Regions from separate parts of the Homo sapiens genome. Here region 1 is linked to region 2. A link is an interaction called in ENCODE POLR2A ChIA-PET data of the cell type or tissue named here. Cell type or tissue: HepG2. All regions are shown on one strand. Links, peaks and the distances in the headings refer to the core of each region. The heading gives the core; the rest is flanking DNA.

What was found. Peaks named below come from ENCODE experiments on the same cell type or tissue, not always from the same donor. Only the 100,000 strongest peaks of a DNase experiment are listed, where the experiment ranks them.
Region 1: POLR2A ChIA-PET joins it to region 2 with 5 read pairs; 2 of 35 experiments call an interaction of 5 or more read pairs at or near these places.

Annotation. Positions count from the first base shown.
Region 1 is chr14:58,399,228-58,403,227 of GRCh38, forward strand. TOMM20L (translocase of outer mitochondrial membrane 20 like) reads left to right here. Exons shown (of 5, transcript NM_207377.3): 3 at 3,453-3,534. Among named protein-coding and RNA genes, the nearest start is that of TOMM20L, 5.3 kb to the left of the region's middle. In HepG2, for the core only: no CTCF peak of the experiment used is centred there; no DNase peak of the experiment used is centred there.
Region 2 is chr14:57,379,584-57,387,514 of GRCh38, forward strand. No RefSeq gene overlaps it. Among named protein-coding and RNA genes, the nearest start is that of NAA30, 7.0 kb to the right of the region's middle. RefSeq lists an enhancer at 3,391-4,225. In HepG2, for the core only: no CTCF peak of the experiment used is centred there; DNase peaks (open chromatin) are centred at 2,938 and 3,768.

The DNA.
Region 1 (4,000 bases), core at 1-4,000, 1.0 Mb after region 2:
AGTCTCTTCTCACTTTTTCTAGGGTCTTTCTTCCTCTTCTTCCCAGGACTTTCCCAAAGTATGGTCCATTGCTGCATTACATTTACCTGGAGCATCTGTTAAAATATGGATTATTTGACCCTGATCCCAGCAATTCTGATCCAGTAGCCTGGGGAATTCTTACTGGCACAGTGACTGTCAGACTTTAGGATCCATAAGAATCACCTGAAGAGTTTGTTTAAAAATGCAAATTCCTGGGCCCTACTCCCAGAGATTGATTCAGTAGGTCTGGGTGGAGTCCAAGAAACTGCAGTTTTAACAGCTCCTTCAGGTGATGCTTTGTGAAACATGGGCCTTGGGTTCTGTATTCTTCCCCCTCTCCCTAGAAGATCTTTCCCTTCTCCAAAAGTGATTTCAAATGTACTACTCTAGACCTGGTGTCCCAAGTTTCATCTGCCTACCAGACTCTGTCATCTGGACATTCTGTTGGCACCTCACCTTAGTGTGTCCCGAAGTAAATTCATCATCTCCCCCACCTTGCCACTGTGCCTACTCCTGTTTCCTTATGATGCTCCTGGTATCACTAGCCTCCCTGCTGTGACCCTGACTCATCTTGTTTAAATATCAACTTCATCCATCATAAACAATGACCAATTCTTATTTTCAAATGCTCTATTGCATATATATATATATATATATATATATATATATATATATATATATTCCACTTGTCTATTTCTATTACTTCCCTGCAACTAAAGGCTTTTATTACCTTTTACCCAGGTTATTGTAATAGTTTCCTAACTTGCCACCCTGCCTCTATTCTTATGCTGTTAGAGTAAATTTCTTCTAAATGGCAGCTCTGAATATGTAATTCCTTGCAGTAGCTCCCTACTCTGCAGATTAAAGACCAGCTTTGCTGGGTACAGTGGCTCACACTTGTAATCCCAGCACTTTGAGAGGCTGAGGTGGTTGGATCACCTGAGGTCAGGAGTTCAAGACCAGTCTGGCCAACATGGTGAAACCCCATCTCTACTAAAAATGCAAAATTAGCCAGGCATGGTGGCGCACGCCTATAGTCCCAGGTCCCTGGGAGGCTGAGGCAAGAGAATCGCTTGAACCTGGGAGACAGAGGTTGCAGTGAGCTGAAAGTTGCAGTGAGCCAAGATCACACCACTGCACTCCAGCCTGGGCAACAGAGTGAGACTCTGTCTCCAAAAAAAAAAAAAGAAAAAAAAAAAAACAGTCTCAGCTTGGCGCTATGCCTTTGATGGCTGCCTATTCCGATTGACTGCCTTATTTTCCTAGGGATTGGAAATAATATATGTAAAGTTCCTAGTTTATAGCTGGCCTTCAATAATGGTAATATTGTTGCTACATTTACCCTATTATGGCCGGCGCGGTGGCTCAGGCCTGTAATCCCAGCACTTTGGGAGGCCGAGGTGGGTGGATCACGAGGTCAGGAGTTTGAGAGCAGCCTGACCAACATGGTGAAACCCCGTCTCTACTAAAAATACAAAAATTGGCTGGGCATAGTGGCGTGCACCTGTAATCCCAGCTACTCAGGAGGCTGAGGCAGGAGAATCACTTGAACCCGAGAGGCAGAGGTTGCAGTGAGTCAAGACTGCACCACTGCACTCCAGCTTGGGCAACAGAGCAAGACTCTGTCTCAAAAAACAAACAAACAAACATTTACCCTATCATAATCTAGCTAATTAAGTTCACTTGCTATGTTCCCTGCAATTTTGCGTTGCTTATACTTTCCTCATCAAACTTTCACTGAACCACATCTCAAACACTATCTTTTCTGAGAAGCCTTTGACAATTCTCCAACTAGATGTAATGTCTCTGTACTTTGAGCCCCAGAGGACATTGGACTTCGTCTTGTACCTACATGATCACTTTCCCTTTATTAGACTGTGGCTCCTTGGGGATGGGCACAGGGGTCTTGGTCTCCAATTCCTTCCAGCTTTTCCTTGAGTGTCCTGCCCTTGCCAGTGCTCACTAAACATCTATTGAGTAAAACCTCTGATGTTACTGATTATTAGTATATTTGATAATACAAGCTTAAAAGGTGACCCCTGGCTGGGCATGGTGGCTCACGCCTGTAATCCTAGCACTTTGGGAGGCCGAGGTGGGCGGATCACAAAGTCAGGAGATCGAGACCATCCTAGCTAACAAGGTGAAACCCCATCTCTACTAAAAATACAAGAATTAGCTGGGCGTGGTGATGGGCACCTATAGCCCCAGCTACTCGGGAGACTGAAGCAGGAGAATGGCGTGAACCTGGGAGGCGGAGCTTGCAGTGAGCTGAGATTGCACCACTGCACTCCAGCCTGGGCGACAGAGCAAGACTCTGTCTCAAAAAAAAAAAAAAAGGTGACCCCTTTCCAGGCTCATTGCATTTTAAAAAGAAAATTAGTGGGGGAAAACAAAAACAAAAACCTTACAGATTTGAAACACTGGAGCTGAAGTAACTGGCAGTGGAGTTGATATTTTGGGCTAGGCTTTGCACAGTGTACCTTGAAAGACCAACCCTAGGTGTAGTACCAATGATGATGCCATCTTGTGGCCATGGTCGCCTTCATGAACCAACCGCAGTAAACCAAAGCATCCTTCTGAACACTCACTCCCCTGCCAACCCCCAACCAGGTCCTTTGTCCCTTTCCTTTTGAGGGTGTGAGTACAGAAGGCTTAGCATAGTTTTTTGTTTCCCCGATTAGAGAGTTACTGCTACATGAACAGGTCTCACAACTAAAAGACCAAAATGACCTTGTAAGCCAGAGAAATCATGCAACCAAATCAACAGGCACTGTTAATATCCTGGGCAAGAAAATAATTTTGCAACATACAAAACTACCTTTGTTATATTAACTACAGTAGGATTTATGCTATATGTGGCTGGGTAAAATTTGGTATGAGAGTTATTTATTATAAGCATCTCAACCTAACAAATATTTCATGTTTTTTTAAAACACTTAAAATAATCCCATTTTAGAAAATTGGTTTAAATATTATAAAGAACAACTACATTTGTCATACTTTGGATTTAGAGACTAGGTTCAAGATGTCCTTTTTTTTTTCCTTTCTTTCTTTTTTGTGATGGAGTTTCACTCTTGTTGTCCAGGCTAGAGTGCAATGGTGTGATCTTGGCCCATTGCAACCTCTGCCTCCCAGGTTCAAGCAATTCTCCTGCCTCGGCCTCCTGAGTAGCTGGGATTACAGGCATGCACCACCACACCTGGCTAATTTTGTATTTTTAGTAGAGATGGGGTTTCTCCATGTTGGTCAGGCTGGTCTCGAACTCCCGACCTCAGGTGATCTGCCTGCCTCGGCCTCCCAAAGTGTTGGGATTACAGGTGTGAGCCACCGCATCTGGCCCAAGATGTCCTTTTTAAATAAAAAATAATTTGATCAGTAGCCATATACCTTACCTTCATTACTCATTGTTGAATATTTTATGAATATTTTAGTTGTGGGATCCAACGAAGAATAAAAAGTTGCAAGAACTTTTCTTGCAAGAGGTACGGATGGGAGAACTTTGGTTATCTAGAGGTAAGAATGTAAATGTTCTTTTGTGAGTTATGACAGCTTATACTTGAGAAATATTTATTGATTAGTATTTGTATGTCAAATAACTAGCTGGATGTGTTAGCCAACTCCCCTCATTAAAGAAAAACTATCCCAGCATGTTCACTTCATCATACTGTACTCTTGAATTATGTTAGCATTTAGTGCTCAAGTCGTAGACTTGGAAGTGGGCAAACGGAGTAGCAAAGCCAAATACAAAAATACCTCATTTATTGTTATATAAAATTCTAAGTCAGTGAGTTTTCCAAGTGACTAAATGTTAAGAATAAAAACTTTTTGCCAGGTGTGGTGGCTCATACCTGTAATCCCAACACTTTGGGAGGCCAAGGCAAGAGGATTGCTTGAGGCCAACAGTTTGAGAACAGCCTGGGCAACAAAGCAAGACCCTGTCTCTACAAAAAACTTTAAAAATTAGTTGGGTACCATGGCA
Region 2 (7,931 bases), core at 2,136-6,135:
TTAGCCGGGTGTGGTAGCACGTGCCTGTAATCCCAGCTACTCAGGAGGCAGAGTCAGGAGAATCGCTTGAACCCTGGACGCAGAGGCTGCAGTGAGCCAAGATCACACCACTGTACTCCAGCCTGGATAAGAGACAAGACCCTGTCTCAAAAAAAAAAAAACCAGGTTTGCTTCTAGGAATTTTTATTATTATTATTATTATTATTATTATTATTATTATTGAGACAAAGTCTCGCTCTGTTGCCAGGCTAGAATGCAGTGGTGTGATCTCCACTCATTGCAACCTCCACCTCCCAGGTTCAAGCAATTCTCCTGCCTCAACCTCCCAAGCAGCTGGGACTACAGGTGCACGCCACCATGCCCAGTGAATTTTTTAATTTTTAGTAGAGACGTGGTTTCACCATGTTGGCCAGGATGGTCTTGATCTCTTGATCTCATGATCCGCCCGCCTCAGCCTCCCAAAGTGCTGGGATTACAAGGCATGAGCCACCACACCCGGCACTTCTAGGAGTTATCTTAAGAGCATAATCCTAAGCATTCAAATAATTTTATGCCTAAACTGCTCATCATAGCATTATTTATAGTGCAAACATTAAATAAACATTATAGTGCTGCTTTCCCTTCTGACACTTTATTATTTGGAGGAAGAACAAAATAGAGCTAGGCGATGAATTCCTTCACCATAACCTAAGCATGGTCCTGTGTTAGATTAGATTGGAATGCAATCATACAGTGAAATCTTTTGCAATGAATAGAATTTTAAGGTAATATTTAAAATAACACAAACTTTTAAAGTGCTATGATGTTAAGTTTAGAAAAATCAGGATATAAATGTGTAGGTATATGTGTATGTGTGTGTGTGTATCGTAGTAATCTAAAAGTAATCCTCCTGAAACTACACACAAAGACTAAAATGTAATGTTTCAAAATATTACTAGTGGTTGTCCTTTGGTTGTGGTATTATGTTGGGTTTTTCTTCATTTTTCACTTGTCTACATTTTCCATGTTTTTATGTTGAACATGTATTACTATTATAATAGATGAAATTCCCATGTTCTTATATTGGCAGAATTGAGGTACTGCTCCTCTTTATACAGATCAGGAATTCTGTGGGCTGTACAAGCTCAGAAAACTTCTCTAAAGAAAACCAAAGCTTCAGGCTGGGCCTAGCCAGGGCTCACGCCTATAATCCCAGCACTTTGGGAGTCCGAGTCAGGAGGATGAGGAGTTCAAGACCAGCCTGGGCAATGTAGTGAGACCCTGTTTCTACAAAAAATTACAAAATTAGCTCAGCATGGTGGTGCACACCTGTGGTCCTAGCTACTTGAAAGGCTAAGGTGGAAGGATCACTTGAGCCTTGGAGATTGAGGCTGCAGTGAGTCATGATTGTGCCACTGCACTCTAGTCAGCGTGACTGGGTGACACAGTGAGACCATTTCGAAATAAAGAAAGAAAGAAAGAGAGAGAGAGAGAAAGAAAGAAAGGAAGGAAGGAAGGAAGGAAGGAAGGAAGGAAGGAAGGAAGGAAGGAAGGAAGGAAGGAGAAAGAAGAAAGAAAGAGAAAGAGGAAGAAGGAAAGAAAGGAAGGAAGGAGAAAAGGGAAAGGAAAGGGAAGGCAAGGAAGCTTCAGCAATTAGCTCAGATACAGCATCCAATTGAATGGCTGTAGATAAGTGGGGTGCCCCTACCCCGCTAAAAGAATGGGGAAGGTCCTTTCCTTCCTGATACTTTCCCTCTTAATACTTTTTTTTTGGACAAAGAGCAAAATAGAGTTAGGTGATGGATTCCTTCACCAAACAAGTAAAAGAGCAAACAAAGCAACCATTTATTAAGTACTTAATGCATGCTAGGTTGGTTGAAAAGGGTCAGAAGCTAAATGTGATGCGAGGCTGAACAAAAAGAAGGATGATTACAGAACTTAAGCCATCTTGTAGGACCTCAGCTTACAGCTGAAGAATTGGTTTTACTTACTGCCTGCAATTTTGCAACAATCCTTCTTTCCCTTATCTCTCATCCCCACTGCCAACAGCAATCCCTTTTCCAGACTGCAGCAAGAATGATCTTTTCAAAGAGCAAATCTTCAACAGATTCCAAGGGTACCTTGGGATAAAATTTAACCCCCTTGGGGTGGCTGACAAGGCCCTTTGTGATCTGGTTTCAGCTCTCTCATCTTACAGGCATTCTGATCTTCCCAGGCTTCATTTCTGATATTCCAGCTTGGAATGACCTCCCCTGTCTTGTTTGTCTAGCTAACTTCTGCTTACCCTACATGTCTCAGATTAAATATTGCCTTCATTGGGAAACCTTAGCTGCCCTTGCCATGTGCATCCATTGTAGTCACTACTTTCTCTATCATAGCCCTTTCTGAATGTTACTTAAATCTCTGGTTTAATTGTCCTTCTCCTCATTGTGACTAGGATCTGTGATGGCAAGTGCCAAGTCTGTCCTGTTCCTCATGGTACCTATACTGCCTAGCAGGCGAGCAGCTATTGTTCATTGAATGAATGAATAAGTGGGTGATTAAGTGAGTTAATCTGACCATATTTAACTTCTCAAAAACTTTCTTTCTTTGAAGAGGTACTCTAATTGATGCAAGTGCATACCAAACTAAAGATGATATACATTGTGGGATGGTGGTAGTCTTGGGGATACTGTGAGTACTTCATTCAGCACTGAAGTCCTAAATCCTGTTCCTTGTTCATGGATACATAGTAGTCCCCCTCTATCCACGGTTTCACTTTCCATGGTTTCAGTCAATCACAATGTGAAAATATTAAATGCAAAATTCCAGAAATAAGCAGTTCATAAATTTTAGGATGCACACTGTTCTGAGTCACATGATGATATCTTACACCATCCCACTCTGTCCCACTCAGGATGTGAATCATCCCTTTGTCCAGCATATCCGTGCTGTTTGTGCTACATGTCTGTTAGTCACTCAGTAGCCAGCTAGGTTGTCAGATTGCAAAAAGAGTATATATAGCACACTATCCATGGTTTCAGGCATCCCCTGGGGACTTTGGAACACACCCCCTGCAGATAAGGGGGGGCTACTAATTGCATATGTGTGTATAGACTTTAAGGATTTCTGAAATTAGTTTTTCAAGTCCCTGTGGGAAAAAATAAACATCGTGATACATTGATGGATTGTTTTTAATCCTGAAAAAAAAGGCCTCTTCATCTAACAATAGGGGATATTCATTAAATGTTCATAAAAAATCTTTACAGACACCAGAAAACATTTGTATAATATTAAGGTTTTTAAAAGTACACAAATTACATGTGCAGAAAAAGCTGATCTCTCCTATATAAAAAGAAATGTACATCTATTTACATAATAAAAAGATTGGAAGTACATAAAAGTGTGTATTGTAATTATTTCTGAGGGTCATCTTGTGTAAAATACTTTTCTTTTTTACACTTTTCAGTGTTTCTCTGTATGAGCATGTAATACTTTTGTTAAAATACCAAGAGTTATATAAAAAAAAAATAATAAGATGAATTCCTTGATATGTAGGCAGCAGTTTCAAAAAATGTTTTAAGACTAAAGAATAGCCTAGAGGCAGTTAACCAATTGCAGTTACTTGAAGTGAATGAGGGGAGAGGCTAACTTGGGCTGGACCATAGAATTAACTCTTGAAATAGGCCATAAGCAGTAGTTCAGACAGCTGGTCAGGGAATGTCCCTCACCTTTACCACCTATCTCAATAGATCTAGGAAGTGGCTTTTTCTTTGCTTAACAATAGGTCCAGTGATAAGCAGAACTGCCCTCCTTCAAAGCTCCCTGAAGTGCAAAAAGACTAAGGAAGATCAAAGGAACCATTAGGCACTCCCTGAATTTCAAAGGTTTCTCCTATGGGAACTCTGAGAAGCAGCTGTGTGTTTGTACATTACATAGAAACTTCCATTACTGTGCATAAATATAACATGACAAATATCTTGGTCACTTTATCCTTTCCACTTCCTTACTATGGTTGCATTTTTGGGTTGACAGTTTTGTAAACACATTAAAATGAGGAACACATCAAAATATATTAGGAATGGAGATCTACATTCCTAATAGTAAGCACTATCCTATTCTTAGCATATCATGTTTGTCCTTTCTGAGCCTAGTTTTTAAAAGTCTTTGTTTCTATATTTTCTCACTCAGAGACAAAATAATGAAATAAACATTTTGTTTCACATAACTTGTGTTTTAATGCAATATTCAGGCATTACAAAATCATTTTCCTTTCCTGGACTGGCTTCACAGAATCAGTCCCCATAATGATGGAAAATGTCCCTTCACCAAAACATGTGATGCACGATGTAGTGAGCTAAAGCCAAAATAATTCAGTCAACCGTGTGTATGTAGACTGTTGTATTGTTATTGAACGCATTGCCTCAAAGTGTTCATTTTAATAATAAAAAATGCATCTGGGGCCGGGCGCGGTGGCTCATGCCTGTAATCCCAGCACTTTGGGAGGCCAAGGCAGGTGTATTGCTTGAGCTCAGGAGTTCGAGACCAGCCTGGCCAACATGGTGAAACTTCGTCTCTATCAAAAATGTAAAAAATTAGCCAGGTGTGGTGGCGCATGCCTGTGGTCCCAGCTACGGAGCAGGCTGAGGTGGGAGAATCACCTGAGCCTGGGAGGTGGAGGTTGCAGTGAGCTGAGATTGTGCCACTGCACTCCAGCCTGGGTGACAGAGCAAAACCCCTGTCTCAAATAATAATAATGATAATAATAATAATAAGAAGAAGAAGAAGAAGAAGAAGAAGAAGAAGAAGCATCTGTGATTATTTTAAGTAAAATAATCTTAAGACCCAAGTATATCATATATAAGATGAGAAGTTCTATATAAGTAAACTTAGTTAAAGGTATATACACCAAGAGTGAGATCTACATTCTGAAAAGGTATAGAACAAGATCAATCTTTCATTCTTGTATTCAAAATAATGTATTATGTATATACCAATAAAAAGAGGAATAAGACATAATTCCTACCCTTAAAAGACTTCTAGAAGAAGCAACAGAAAAACAACGATCACAGAAGTCTGCAGCACTCACAGAGTAGGTAGAAGCCAGTTTTGCGAGAGGTGGGGAGGTGTGTGTGGTGTGTGTGTGTGTGACAGAGAGAGAAAGAGAAGAGAGGGAAGGGGGGTGCATTATGAGGGGTGATGATTCCAGGGACCATCAGCACAGACACAGAGGCCAGAAATCATCTTGTACATTTTGGCAAGTGCAAGTTACTTGGTTCAAAGGTCATTCATTTATATACACAATAATTATTAATTGAATATTTTGGGTTGAAGCTGTGAATGGCAAGAAGTAACTGCTGCTTCAAGGTAAGATCACCAAAAGGGCTTTGTTTATGTAGTGAACATAAGTGGTTGCCTTAACAGCATCCACTCCACATTCTTCTTCCTAACACAAACCCAATTTTGTTTAGTATACATCCCTTTTCCACACACCCATACACCTCCAAGGAAGCTCACCTCACTCTTAATCTCCTTCCAGTGATTGACTCAGAAATAGCATGTGATATATTCTAACCAAGAACATAGCCAGAGAAGTTGGTTAGAGGTTTCTGGAAAAGTAAATCTGCGAGTTACTGAAAGCCTCTCCCTTCCTCTTACTGGGCATGAATAAAGAAGCACTTAGCCCCAAACACTTTTGGCAGCCATATTATAACAATGAAGGAAATCAGCATTAGGATGGAGCTGATTCTGTGAATGGAAGGAGAGAGACAGAAACTTGGGTTCACAATGATATCATGAAACAACTAATCCCGAACCTCGCTCTGCCTCTGACTGTCTCATTTCCTTATTTTTTTTTAAAGCCAGATTGAGCTTGTGGCCAAAGCACCCTAACCAAAGTTTAGATTTGATTATTAGGCTATGGGAGTCTCTGAAGAGATTTAAGCCAGGGAGTGACAAAATAGGTTTGTATTTTGTAAGGGTGGCAGTGGTAGAAATGTTGAGGATGGATGGGTGGGATGGGAGATCAGCTAACATTTACGGGGGCTTCCTATATTCTCTGTATTAAACACTTTACATATAATAATTCATTTTACCCTTCCAAAACCCTACAAGGCATGTAATATTATCCATATCCGATATGAGGAATCTGAAGCCCAGACACATTAAGTTGTCAACACCACACAGCCAGTAATTGGCAGAGCCAGGATCTGAACTCCAATTTTACTTAGATACTCCTTCATCCCCCAGCCACATACATCAGGAGAAGCTCACCTCATACTCAATCTCAGACAGGCCTGATTGACATAAGAGTAAATCCAGCCCCTTTCCAGTGTCTGGCTCAGGAATAGGCCAGTGATCCAATTCTGGTCTGGCTTCTGACCACCAATTCATAGGGTTATCATAAGAACTAAATGAGCTATTATTTATAACATGCTTAATACATGGGAAGACCACAATAAATGGTAGCTATTGTTATTATTAAAAGCTTCTATTATCAAGAACAACTGAGAAAGAATGTCCAAAGGAGGGCAAGAGAGAGTGGAGAAGCCAAGGGAAGAGTTTCTGGAAGGACACAGCAGGATGAAATGCCACGATGGAATAAAGTGATGTGAGAACTGGAAGAGTCTAGTTAGGACATAACAGGTGATTTTTTGCCAGAGTGTTGTTTGAAGAAGGGCTGAGATTGAAGCCAACCCACCAATGAAGAGTGAACCTGCACCTGAGTAGAGACAGTGGATACCTATTGCAGATTAGGAGTTTGTGGTGAAAAGGAGGCAGGAAAAGGATGGTAGTGGGAGAAATCTCTAAATGGGGCATGTTTATAAACTTTGAGGCAGTAGCTAGCAAAGGTAACATGGAAAATTCAGGAGAGAGAAACAATGATGGGACAGGTTCTAAAGGAGCCTGAAAGAGAAAGCATCAAGCCCACAGGTAGAGGGAGGTATTAGTCATGAAGAATTGATCCATCTTCCACCCTCTTAAGACTGGGAGGGAGGAGGTAAGGGTAAGTTCAGATACAGATGAACTTATAGGTATGGCAGTAGAAGGCACACCTATGAAATAGTTCACTTTTCTTAGTGAAATGGAGGCAGGGTTATCTGCTGAGAGTGTGAAGCAAGTAGTGGTTGAGGACAGTTGCTGTTGGATGAAGCTGGCCTTGGAGACAGGTTAAAACAATTCTAGACAGCTGAAGGCATAGCTAAATTAGAGACCAAAAATTTTTTGGCTCTAATATGTAGGAATATATGATTCTCTCCAACATGTCTCACCAGCCCAGGTGTATCTGTGAGAATCACCCTGACCATGTCTTCAGGCAGGTCATGAAGAGTTAGTGTGAGGTTGAAAATAATGGAAATGGGGACCATTTGACCACAACCCTCTCTGGTTCTTCATAGTCCTCTGAGGCCTCAGTTCTACAAACAAAATTGATGCCTACCTACAATTGGTACTGCCATCCACTACTGGCAAGGGGAAAGAAGTTTAAAGAACAGACTGTCATTCCCCAAATTCGAAGGGAAGAATCAAATTGTTAGTCTTTTACCTGGGCATCTCAGAGTGTTCTAAGATTACAGGTAATACAACAATATACTAATATTCATCCTTTGGTTAAGTTCTTCAGCTCTCAAATTTGATGTATGTTCTTTCTTTCATTCAAGATGAAACAAAGTTAAGGACATTCATTTTCAGGGCTTTATGTATAATAGATAGGATTAGTGGGATTAAGAACCACATGACATGTAAAATAAAACTACACAAATATTTAAATTATTTAGTATGTGTGCCTATGGCACATAACAATGTCATCCTGCTGTGTCAAGGGAACTTAAAGCATCTTTCCATTATTCATTCCCACAGTTACCTTTCAGGTAGGTACACAGCTAGGTTTTCTCTCTAAACCTAGCCAATAAGAGAAAAATGCCTCACTGTTAGAAAGAATTAAATAGAAATTTTTCTCCTTCCAAGCTGATTTC